Linked DNA regions of Homo sapiens: all the other regions are linked to region 1. A link is a contact called in ENCODE Hi-C or POLR2A ChIA-PET data. All regions are on one chromosome and are shown on one strand. The core of a region is the stretch at or near the end of the contact, and the rest is flanking DNA. Distances in the headings are between cores, read along the strand shown. Region 1 holds the start of POLDIP3 (DNA polymerase delta interacting protein 3). Region 2 overlaps PACSIN2 (protein kinase C and casein kinase substrate in neurons 2). Region 3 holds the start of TCF20 (transcription factor 20).

What was found. Hi-C counts contacts between places; a loop is a spot of excess contacts on that map. ChIA-PET counts read pairs that join two places held with the same protein, here RNA polymerase II (POLR2A). Pooled maps may share reads with other maps.
Region 2: a pooled map shows a loop between it and region 1 (4-fold over the local background). The contact joins the enhancer-like site here to the promoter of POLDIP3 in region 1. A Hi-C loop is called at or near these places in 3 of 50 pooled maps. POLR2A ChIA-PET finds 5 or more read pairs at or near these places in 6 of 52 experiments (GM12878, K562, WTC11 and 3 more).
Region 3: a pooled map shows a loop between it and region 1 (10-fold over the local background). The contact joins the promoter of TCF20 here to the promoter of POLDIP3 in region 1. A Hi-C loop is called at or near these places in 1 of 37 single-sample maps with no recorded cell type and 7 of 50 pooled maps. POLR2A ChIA-PET finds 5 or more read pairs at or near these places in 2 of 52 experiments (activated CD4-positive, alpha-beta T cell and activated naive CD4-positive, alpha-beta T cell).

Annotation. Positions count from the first base shown.
Region 1 is chr22:42,613,208-42,616,599 of GRCh38, reverse strand. It overlaps POLDIP3 (DNA polymerase delta interacting protein 3), which reads left to right and starts at 1,717. Exons shown (of 9, transcript NM_032311.5): 1 at 1,717-1,801. The coding sequence starts at 1,743. It overlaps RNU12 (RNA, U12 small nuclear), which reads right to left and starts at 1,356; the gene lies at 1,207-1,356. It overlaps LOC124905127 (a long non-coding RNA gene), which reads left to right and starts at 1,821. Exons shown (of 2, transcript XR_007068118.1): 1 at 1,821-3,392. RefSeq lists enhancers at 730-859, 1,510-1,569, 1,650-1,829, 1,322-1,865, 1,866-2,409 and 1 more and silencers at 1,300-1,359, 1,900-2,229.
Region 2 is chr22:42,886,745-42,889,980 of GRCh38, reverse strand. PACSIN2 (protein kinase C and casein kinase substrate in neurons 2) reads left to right here. Exons shown (of 11, transcript NM_001184970.3): 5 at 1,183-1,338. Among named protein-coding and RNA genes, the nearest start is that of ARFGAP3, 31 kb to the right of the region's middle. RefSeq lists an enhancer at 136-195. Within about 2 kb of position 1,685, at least 8 of the 41 ENCODE cell types and tissues checked have a DNase peak (open chromatin) inside an H3K27ac peak, as active enhancers do.
Region 3 is chr22:42,269,061-42,272,153 of GRCh38, reverse strand. It overlaps TCF20 (transcription factor 20), which reads left to right and starts at 1,501. Exons shown (of 6, transcript NM_001378418.1): 1 at 1,501-1,815. It also overlaps the pseudogene OGFRP1. RefSeq lists silencers at 1,408-1,567, 1,708-1,857, 1,918-1,977, 2,118-2,357 and an enhancer at 2,688-2,747.

The sequences.
Region 1 (3,392 bases), core at 468-2,967:
GACAGAGCGAGACACCGTCTCAAAAATAAAAATAAAATTGTCCTCCGCATCTGCCCTACACTGCCCAGCTGACCCCACTGGCCAGCCTGTCCTCCTCCCACCTCTTGCGCGTTCCTCCTGGCACGCCTGGAAGGGAGGAAAGGCTTAATGGTCCCGTTCTATGGGTGAGGAAAAGAGGTCTGGGAAGGAGCCCGGCGTGGTGGGGCGGGCCTGTAATCCCAGCTACTCAGGAGGCTGAGGCAGGAGGATTGCAGGATCGCTCTTACCCAGTTTCTTTCTTTCTTTCTTTTTTTTTTTTTTTTGAAACGGAGTCTTGCTCTGTCGCCTAGGCTGGAGTGCAATGGCGCGATCTCGGCTCACCGCAACCTCCGCCTCCCGAGTTCAAGCGATTCTTCTGCCTCAGGCTCCTGAGTAGGTGGGATTTCAGGCCGTGCCACCGCGCCCGGCTAATTTTTTTCTTTCTTTTTTTTTTTTTCAGTAGAGACGGGGTTTCTCCGTGTTGGCCAGGCTGGTCTCGACCTCCTGACTTCAGGTGATCCACCCGCCTCAGCCTCCCAAAGTGCTGAGATTACAGACATGAGCCACCGCTCCTGGCCTCTTACCCAGTTTCTGCACGGAGCTCCTGATGCCTGATGGCCAAGAGGACATAACCCCACCTGTTCTAAGGGCATGGAGTGTATTTTTAGAGTGATTGGACAAAATATGTGCCGAACACCTACGTCAGGTCTGGCGCATGCTGGAGGCTGGGGTTATATCAATGCAAAAGCCATTCCCTGTATTTAACACGTAAATGAATTAGTCTCTTTAACTCTCCCAACGCCCTATAAATTATTTGCTCCATTTTACATATTAAACGCTGTCACGAACTGAGCTGCTGTGTGAGGCCGGGGCCGGACTTATCTTTCTGAAGCACAGAGAAGCGGTTATACGCAGAAGTTTGGGAGAACTGGGTAAGGCCGCACACATGGAAATTGCCAGTTTCGTGGGTCCCAACGTCAATACTGTGGGCAACCTTAGACCGGCTCAAAGCGCAGCTGGGGACGGTGATGAAGTGCAGAGCGTCCACAGCCAGCGACAAGACTGCCAAGCAACTGGCAGCCTGAGTAACGGAGAAAACAACGAAAAAAACGCATTCACCACCTACCAACAAGAAACAAAAAACACGACCACCCCACAGTCAGTCTACTTTTTAGGCGTGAATAAGGTCGGGCAGATCGCAACTCCCAGGCATCCCGCAAAGTAGGCGGGTCACCTTGAGGGCGACCTTTACCCGCTCAAAAATTCGTCTCACATTAGCAGTGAGGATTCGGGCGTCACCCCGAATCGTTATTTTCCTTACTCATAAGTTTAAGGCATAAGGACGTTTTTAGTTTATTTCCTAGGTAATGAATTCTATTCTCATTAGGCGTATGATGACTATCGTAGTTGACTGTTGAGGTCATGATCCAGTTCCATTGAAGTTTGTCTCACTTGTTAATAATGTATTTTGTTGCTTTTCATTTAATTTTTTCCCTCGAGGAAAATAAATAATTCATAATGTGCCGAACTTCCGTATGCAGATGAGCAGCCAGCACCGCGAAGGCTCACGGGGAACGTCCCCGCCCCTTCCGGTTCTTGCCTGCTTTGAGCTGGCTGTCGCGAGAGTTGGTCCGCGGACGCCGGAAGTAGTTCGTCGCTCCCTAGCGGCCGAAGGGGCGGGCTCGCGGGGTCTCGACTGCTTTCGGCTTGCTCGGCGGAGCAAGATGGCGGACATCTCCCTGGACGAACTCATCAGGAAGCGCGGGGCGGCGGCGAAAGGACGGTGAGAGGCCTTTCCTTTCTTCGGGGTTTAGGGTCCTCGGCCTAGTGGAGCTCGAGGCGGGGGAGGTAGCGATCCGGGAGCGACGCGGAGGACCGGGTGCGCCCGCCCCCGACCACAGCCGCGCTCCTCATTGGCCGGCTGCCGCCGTCCCCGCCGTGGCCCCGACCGCCCGCCCACTGGCCGAGGCGCAGTCCCTCTGGCGGCCCTGGGAGGCCGACGGGGCCGCGGCGGGGACAGGGTGCCGCCTCGTGGACCTGAGGGGCTGCCCCCTGGGGCCCCCGCGTTCCGGGGTCCTGGGGTCTCGGCGGCGCAGCCTCCTTGCCTGTGTGGACTGGCATTTGGGCCCCGCTCCGTGATCTCGGCGCTGCCTGGTCTCCACCCATCTTAGAGTTGAGACAACCGAAGTTTAGTAGCGGGGAAGTGACTTGCTCCGACCGCCGAAGCTGAGGCGCAAGCCCAAATCCCCCTGCACGCGGCCCCTGTTAACACTCGCCTCTCTTTGTGCGGCGTTTTAAGTTTTCTGAGCCCTTTCATATACACGATGCCTCATTTAATCTTTTACAGTCCTGTTGTCTGCTAGCTATTCATGTTACCCACCTTTTACTGATGGGGAACTTGAGGCTGGAAGTGGTAGAGTGACTTGCCCGAGGCCACGGAGAACTGAGCGGCGGGCTGAGCGCGATTTAATTGCTGGCTGAGTTGGCCTCCTACATGGGCTTGAAAAACTGGTGTGTTGGGCAGGAGATTGGTTATTTCCTTAGGGAGAAGAAAGTGCTTGAGCTGGCTGAGGAGCCATGGAGGTGATTTGCAGTCATGTCTCCCAAACTTCCCCTAGACCCTTAAATGTTGTTAGTCATTTCAAGCCTTCGTGAGCTGAGTTCATCTGTATGAAGAAGTGAGAACTTTGCCCAATAGTTTCCCAACACACATTAAGTTTAAATGTCTTTGTAAATAGCCAGGATGTAAATATGTTAGATATTGTTTTCTCAGACATTTGTTCTCTCAGCAGATGTTTATTTTTATTTTTATGTTTTTTTTGAGACGGGGTGTTGCTCTGTCGCCCAGGCTGGAGTGCAGTGGTGCCATCTCGGCTCACTGCAACCTCCGCCTCCCCGGTTCCAGCGATTCTCCTGCCTCAGCCTCCCAAGTAGCAGGGACTACAGGTGTGCACCACCACGCCCGGCTAATTTTTGTATTTTTAGTAGAGATGGAAGTTTCACTGTGTTGGTCAGGCTGGTTTCGAACTCCTGACCTCAGGTGATCCTCCCGCCTCGGCCTCCTAAAGTGCTGGGATTACAGGCGTGAGCCACCGGCCCGGCCATTCCGCAGATGTTTATTAATACCACCCGTATGCCTGTGGTTAGGTTTTTCTCTTGATGTCTGAAATGTATCCCTCACCTCCTTCCCCATCCTGGACACTTGTATCAACTACAACTGCCACCACCACCTCATAATTCGCAGCCAGCACTTACCTGGCTTGTGGTTCGTAACGGGCACACATTAGTATTTGTTTCCTCAACTACTGACTGTGAAAGCTCTCTCAGATCTCCATCTAGTGACTGATGTGAAGCTGGTGCTGGCTCCTCTGGCC
Region 2 (3,236 bases), core at 436-2,935, 270 kb before region 1:
CAGTAGCCTTTCTTTATTCCTTTACTTTCTCAATAAACTTGCTTTCACTTTATTTTTTTTTCAAGTCCCTTTGACGATAGAAAGAACTAGTTTACATTTTTCTTTCTCTTGCATAGGTTTTTATCCCAAAATTTCAAACATTGATACCTGTTTTTCTAAAAGTAGCAACCAAAGCCATTGAGTTTTGTCGAGCCTTGGCTAGTTGGAGGCTGTCATCTGTCCACCCCAGCCCTCAGCTTGTGTGCCCCGCCCCTGCCTGCAGCCTCGCCCCCCATTCCTAGCTGGAATGGAGTAGACGGTAGATGTGCCACCCCCAACACCCAGATGTTCTCTGGCCTTGCGCTGCCTTCCTCCGCCTCAGAATCATCCAGAACATGCCTCTGTCCTTCCGGATGGTTTTCTCTGTGTCTCCTTTTCTCTGTGTCTTAGCTTTTGTCACATCTCCTTTCTCTTCTGTTTTGTCCCTGGCCCCATTCATAATGAAACTGTCTGTGTCTCATGAGGCCTTTGCTAATAAACTCCTCCTTCCCTCTAGAATGAAATTTGTGGCTTTGGCTCAAATAAGGAAGGATCTGTTAAGAGTGTGTGTGTGTGTGTGTGTGTGTGTAAAAACCATTAAAACCAGAGGAAATGTGGCTGATGGCCCTGCCCCCTAGTATGGTCCTCTCTCTCATGCTGGGTTCCTCCTTGGAACTTTCTTTGTATTTGCCGATCCTGCGGCCTGGCATGGTCTTCCTGGGATGCCCATAACCCCTCCATGTGCGTGTTCCATGTGCGTGCTCCATGTGCGTGTTCCATGTCATCTCAGTGGCTTTCTCCACCCACCCCATGCTCCGTCTCAGTTGTCCTCCCCTACACTTAATGCCCTCTAATTGACTCTGGCATGTAACTTTTCCTATACTGTATCTGCCTCCTGCAACTCAAATGAAAGCTTCACAAAGACCTTGTGTTTCTTGCTGTGTTCCTGGTGCCTCGAACCATGCACAGGACAAGCAAGTACTCCATGAATATGTGTTGAGTGCGTTCCTGTTGTGACTGGTTGCTATGATAGTATACATACAATTTTGTACCTGCCTTTTTCTCCCCTCTTGGTAGCACAAGCATTCCCATGGTCTGTGTGACTTCTAGTGAGGATCCTGAACTCCCAGTGACATGGCATTCAGGAACTCATTCTCCCTGTAGGTAGAAGCAGCAAAGAAAGCCCACCATGCAGCGTGCAAAGAGGAGAAGCTGGCTATCTCACGAGAAGCCAACAGCAAGGCAGACCCATCCCTCAACCCTGAACAGCTCAAGAAATTGCAAGACAAAATAGAAAAGTGCAAGCAAGATGTTCTTAAGGTAAACTGTACACTTGTTTTTACACGTCGAGTGTCACCGTGTCAGTTGTTGACGTGTCTGGCATATAGCCTTCTGTAACTGCTTGGGTGAATGGGTGGATAGAGGGATAAATAACCAATAAAACACACCCCTGTCCTCAAGAAGGCCACAGGTGAGTGCCCTAGCACCTCGCCTCACCATAGCCACTGTACCTGCTCAGTCAAGGGACAGAGCCAGGCTCTGGGCAAGCCAGGGGTAAGAGACAGCTCTTGGTGCTCAGAGACACAAGGACAGCTGGGATTGCTGCAGGGAGCTGCTTGTGCCAACATGGGCGTCGCCAGTGGTGGGTGTGAATGGGTGTGGCTGGTGGCAGGTGTGAATGGTTGTGGCCAGTGGTGGGTGTGAATGGGTGTGGTGTGAGCTGGTATGGAGGGTTATGAGGACCAAATCACCAGTGGCCTGGACAGCCAGGCTGAGTAAGGAGCTTAGGATGCTGCTGACCAGGAGCCACTCAGGAAGGCCTGAGCCTGGGTGGGATCAGGGAGGAGGTGAGGAGGGTGAGATGGTTTAGAAGGATTGCTCTGCTTGTGTAGGGAGAGGGGCTGGGGGCAGAGACCTGGGGGAGGGACTGCAGGCTGGGAGCGCTTGTCTGGGGGAGCCAGGTGGGAGGGAGGATGGAGGGGCCCTGCAGTCTCCACAGTGACAGGCCCCGAAAGTGAGGCAGAGGCTGTGGAGCCAGGGGTGGCAGAAGGGTGGTCTTTGGCCAAGGAGAGACCGTGACCAGGCACTGTGGCATCATGGGTGCCCTTCCATTTCTGTTGTGAAGCGGAGATTTTCTGCCCCATGGGTTAATGAGAAATCATTGTGTAAACTATTACATGCTCCGCAGGTGTAGATAAGTGATTCTGCCTGGAAGGTCCTGGAGTCACAGGACTTAAAACCAGACAGCGTCATCGTCTTGTGATTTAAAAGTTCACAGGAAGGGAGGGGCTCAGCCCTCGGCCCCACCTCCCCTCCTTTGGTCAGCCATGAGGGGTGAGGGCTGGGGGGTGTGATTGCCGAGGGCCTGCCCTGCCTCGGTGTTTGGAGAGGAGATTCCCAACCAGGATTTGCAGAGAGAGACGGAATGAGGTAGAGAGAGGCTGCACTCCAGGAAGAGGACATGGGCAGAGGGGAGGCAAGAGGCCTAAGCTGGTTTCACTACCCACCAGCCTTTCCTGGCCCCTGTCAGTTAGGTGGTGGCATCCCTGTTTTGTGAATGAGGAAACCAAGATCAGAGAGGTTAAGTCACGTGCCATCCAGCAGGTGAGAGCAGGAACTTCTGACCTCAAGCCCATACATATGCCCTTTCTCCACTGTTCCTCACTGCTATGCCGTCGGTGTAGCAAGGGGAACACGTCATCTACACGAGAGTTCGTCACTCAGACCAAGTGTCAGAATCCTCTGGGAAACCCCTCTCACTCCCATTGCTGGAGCCAGGAATCTGGGCTTTTGAAGCAGCCCAGGTGCCTCCACGGTGGGATCAGGTGAGGAGCCTGGAACCAACTACTGAGTGGGAGGCACCTGGGCTCAAGAAGCACAAGGTCCGGGAGAACTCTCGGGCCTTTGCCAGAATCCCAGGGAATCAGGTGCCCAAAAAGGTGCCTAGAGGAAAGATGGGGCTTCTCCATGTTGGGCGGGGGCGTGCCTGTGTGAGAGAAAGGGAGACAGAGATGGAGAGGAAGAGGCCTTTCATGTTTGACAGCCACCCAGAACATCAACTCAGGCTTTTGCAGAACAGGCCCAGGGCTCGAGGTTGGACATAAGCGCCTGGCAGGATGACTGGGACAGTTTGTAGTGGGTTCCCTCCTGGGACCCTCCCTGCCTCTTTGGTCTGGCCAGTGACTGCAGGATATGAGAGGTCCTTGTGTGCCTAGAGC
Region 3 (3,093 bases), core at 252-2,751, 340 kb after region 1:
CTCTGCCCCGGAAGAGCCTGGCATGCAGGAGGTGTTGGGGAATCAAGTCCCCAGGAATAGTCCTGACCTGCTTTGGAGCCAGCCCCCACTTTGTGAGATTGGACAGAAGCCAGGAGAAATCACTGCCTTCCCCAAGTACATGCTCCTGCCAAGGGGCCCAGGACCACCTGGGGCTCTGCCTGGGACCCTGAGACCCTCCTTGGGTAGCCTGAGAAAAGGCAATGGCTAGGTGGGGTGAAAGGTCAAAAAGTAAAAGCAGGCCCCGGGAAGCTGTGTACCTCAAATATATGGAAATCTGGGTTCCAGACCACACCTGGTTCCTGACAATCCCCACCTGCTGCCGGAAGCACTTTTCCAATCCCAACTTTTAAGTTGGGTTGCTTCAGGAGAGGAAGCCACATACTCCCCTAACATCTAGGACAGATGGGAGCCTAATTTAGAATCGGCAATTTTAGCCAACATTAGGGACATCTAATCCAAACTCTCCTCACCCACAGGAAACTGAGGCCCAAAGTGGGAGGAGAATTTGGCCAGGTCAAAGGTCAGGGGCAGGATCACAAATTCTCAACGCATCCTACTCTTGCTGGCCTTGTCACTTTTGATGGCCGTGGGGGCACCAACATCTACATATTAGTTGCTCTACAATTGCGATTTTCTTTATAAAGAAGTCAAGCCCTTCCTTTGCTTTAGAAACATCAGGTTTGCAAAGGAAGGCTGGGAACAAGCTGAGGCCTTGGCACCGCAAATCCTCCGCCTTATCGGCAAATTAATTCGGGACCCTGGGCGCAGTCAGCCTGGCATTGCAGCTTCTTAATGCCGCAGCAGAAGGCAGCTGGAGCGTCCGTTTTACAGGTGAGGTAGGTGGGCCTCCCTCCTCGCGTTTTCCGCGGTGGAAACTGAGGCTCTGAGAGGACCCAAGTCGTTCCTCCACGGACACCTGGAACCCATGGGCGGGGGCTGCCAGGGACCCAGGCGGGACCAGCTAGGTCTTGGGCTGCCCCCGGCCCAGAGGGCTCTTGGCGGGCAGGAGCCGCCCCCACGCCCGACCCCACTAAACAGGTCACCGAGAGGAGACCGGGTCCTCGCCCGCGGACCTCCCGGGCCGCAAGAGGCGCGATTCTGGAGTTGGAGGCTCCAGGGAACTCCAGAAATCCCAGAGAGATTCCGGGCCACCAACTCCCCCAGAAAGTTGGCTCGCGTCCACCCCCAAGACGGCCCTGAGGCGCAGGCCAAGATGGCACTGGGCGGGTGGCGCGCGGCGCCCAGCGGCCGCAGAGGAGAACCCCGTGCGACCCTGCCGCGAGGTGGGGGTCTTCGCGATCCCTACCCGGCGCGCGCCAGCCTCGACGCCGCCGCACGCGGGTGGGCACGCGCGCGCCCGGCCCCGCCCCCAGCGCCCCGCCCCCGCCGCGCGCCCCGCCCCGCCGCGCGCCCTCCCGCCCGCCCGCGCGCCGCGGCCCGGAGCCTCCCCATTGGCCGCGCGCCGTCACCTGACGCTCTGTTATTTCCTGTGTGTTGGGAGAATGGAGAGAAAAAACCCCGAGCCCAGCCGCTTTCGGCCCCTGCGAGGCGGCCGCGGCCTCCGCCAGGGGAGCCCGCCCTGAGGCGCGCCTGACCGGGGAGCGAGCGCGCGGGCCGGAGCGAGCCTCGAGGGGCCGCGGCCCCGGCCCGCCCCGCCGCCGGCCCGGGCGCCCGAGCTGGAGGCGGCGGAGCCACCCCCACCCCCACCCCGCGCAGCGCCGCCCGCCGTCGCCACCGCTCCCTCCCCGCCCGCCCCCGGCGGAGGCCGAGGGACTGGGCGGGGGGCTCCTGCAGGTAACCGCCTCCCGGGCCTGAGGGGCAGGGAGAGGGTTGGGCCTGAAGGACTGGGGCCGGGCCGGGGTGTCCGGCCTCGGGGGCTGGGAGCAGAGGTCCCGGCCGGACCCAACCTGGGAGTGCGGAGCCTCCTGGACTCCGAGTCAGGGCTTGGGGTGCTGAGGGGAGTGTTGCTGCCCGGCCCGACCCAAGAGTGCGGGCAGGGGCCCGGGCCAGGCCTGGCATCAGAGGGCTAAGGTGTCTTGGGCCGGCCCGGGGTTCCGGCGGGGCTTGGGTGCCGGTGCTGGCCCGAGGGTGCGGAGGGAAGGTCTACCTGCTGGTCGCGCGAGGCCTTGGGTGCAAAGGCGGCGGGTGTGAGCGGGCGGCGTCCGGGAGTCAGCGCCGCCTGCTTCGGGGCCCCTGGCAGCCCCGGGGGCACCGGCCGCGCTCGCCTCTTGGCTACGGGCTGGAGGCGAGGCCAGCGGGGCTGGGCCGGGATGTGGGCGGGAGGGCGCCGCGCTGGGGCGCCCAGGAGAGCAGGGGCCCGTTTACTGCCATGTGAACACCTGAAGCCATGTGGACGCGGCTGCTTCTCGCCTGTTGGGGGCGGAGGGCAGGTACCGGCGGGTTGGGCGCAAGGTCCCGGCGCAGGACACACTTCCTGTGTGGGGCGGCCTCTCCTCCCGCGCCGCGGGGAACAGGGCGGGGTGTGCAAGCCGGGGTCTCTGGGCGAGGGAGCGCTCGTTTGGGGACCTGAGGCTTTCGTCCCTTTTTCGGGGGAAAGTGGTGGTTTGAAGGAGCGTGGCCAATCGGGCCGATCCCTCTCAGGCTACGGCGGGAGGTGCACTGTCCTCTGGACGCCGGAATGGGAGTGGAATTTAGTGAGTTGGGGGGCGGTGCCGAGGAGCGGCCGTCTTCCTCTGCTTGTGGGTGGGATTATTGTCTGTTTTTGTGGTTGCGGATACCAATACGGTCTGCTGGTCTGTATTCAATCCTTTAGTTTGACCTTAGGGGTCAGGTCAAAATTAGGATTTCCCCCTTTTCCTTTTTGCTTTTTTTTCCTCGAAGATTAGATGTCTCTGGTAACTGCTGTAAAATGGATGGAATTTTCGAGCTATTATCTAACAGGCTGATCTTTGAATGATAATTGGACCCTTATGTTAACAGCCTCAGTGAAGAGTGAAGAGTTTTATACAGCATCTTCCGTGGGGTGGCAGTTAGGTGGATGGGGAAGCTACACTGAATTCCGACCTGGGAGACCAGGAATCTGCTTACAGCTTTGACGCCAAATAAACTGCA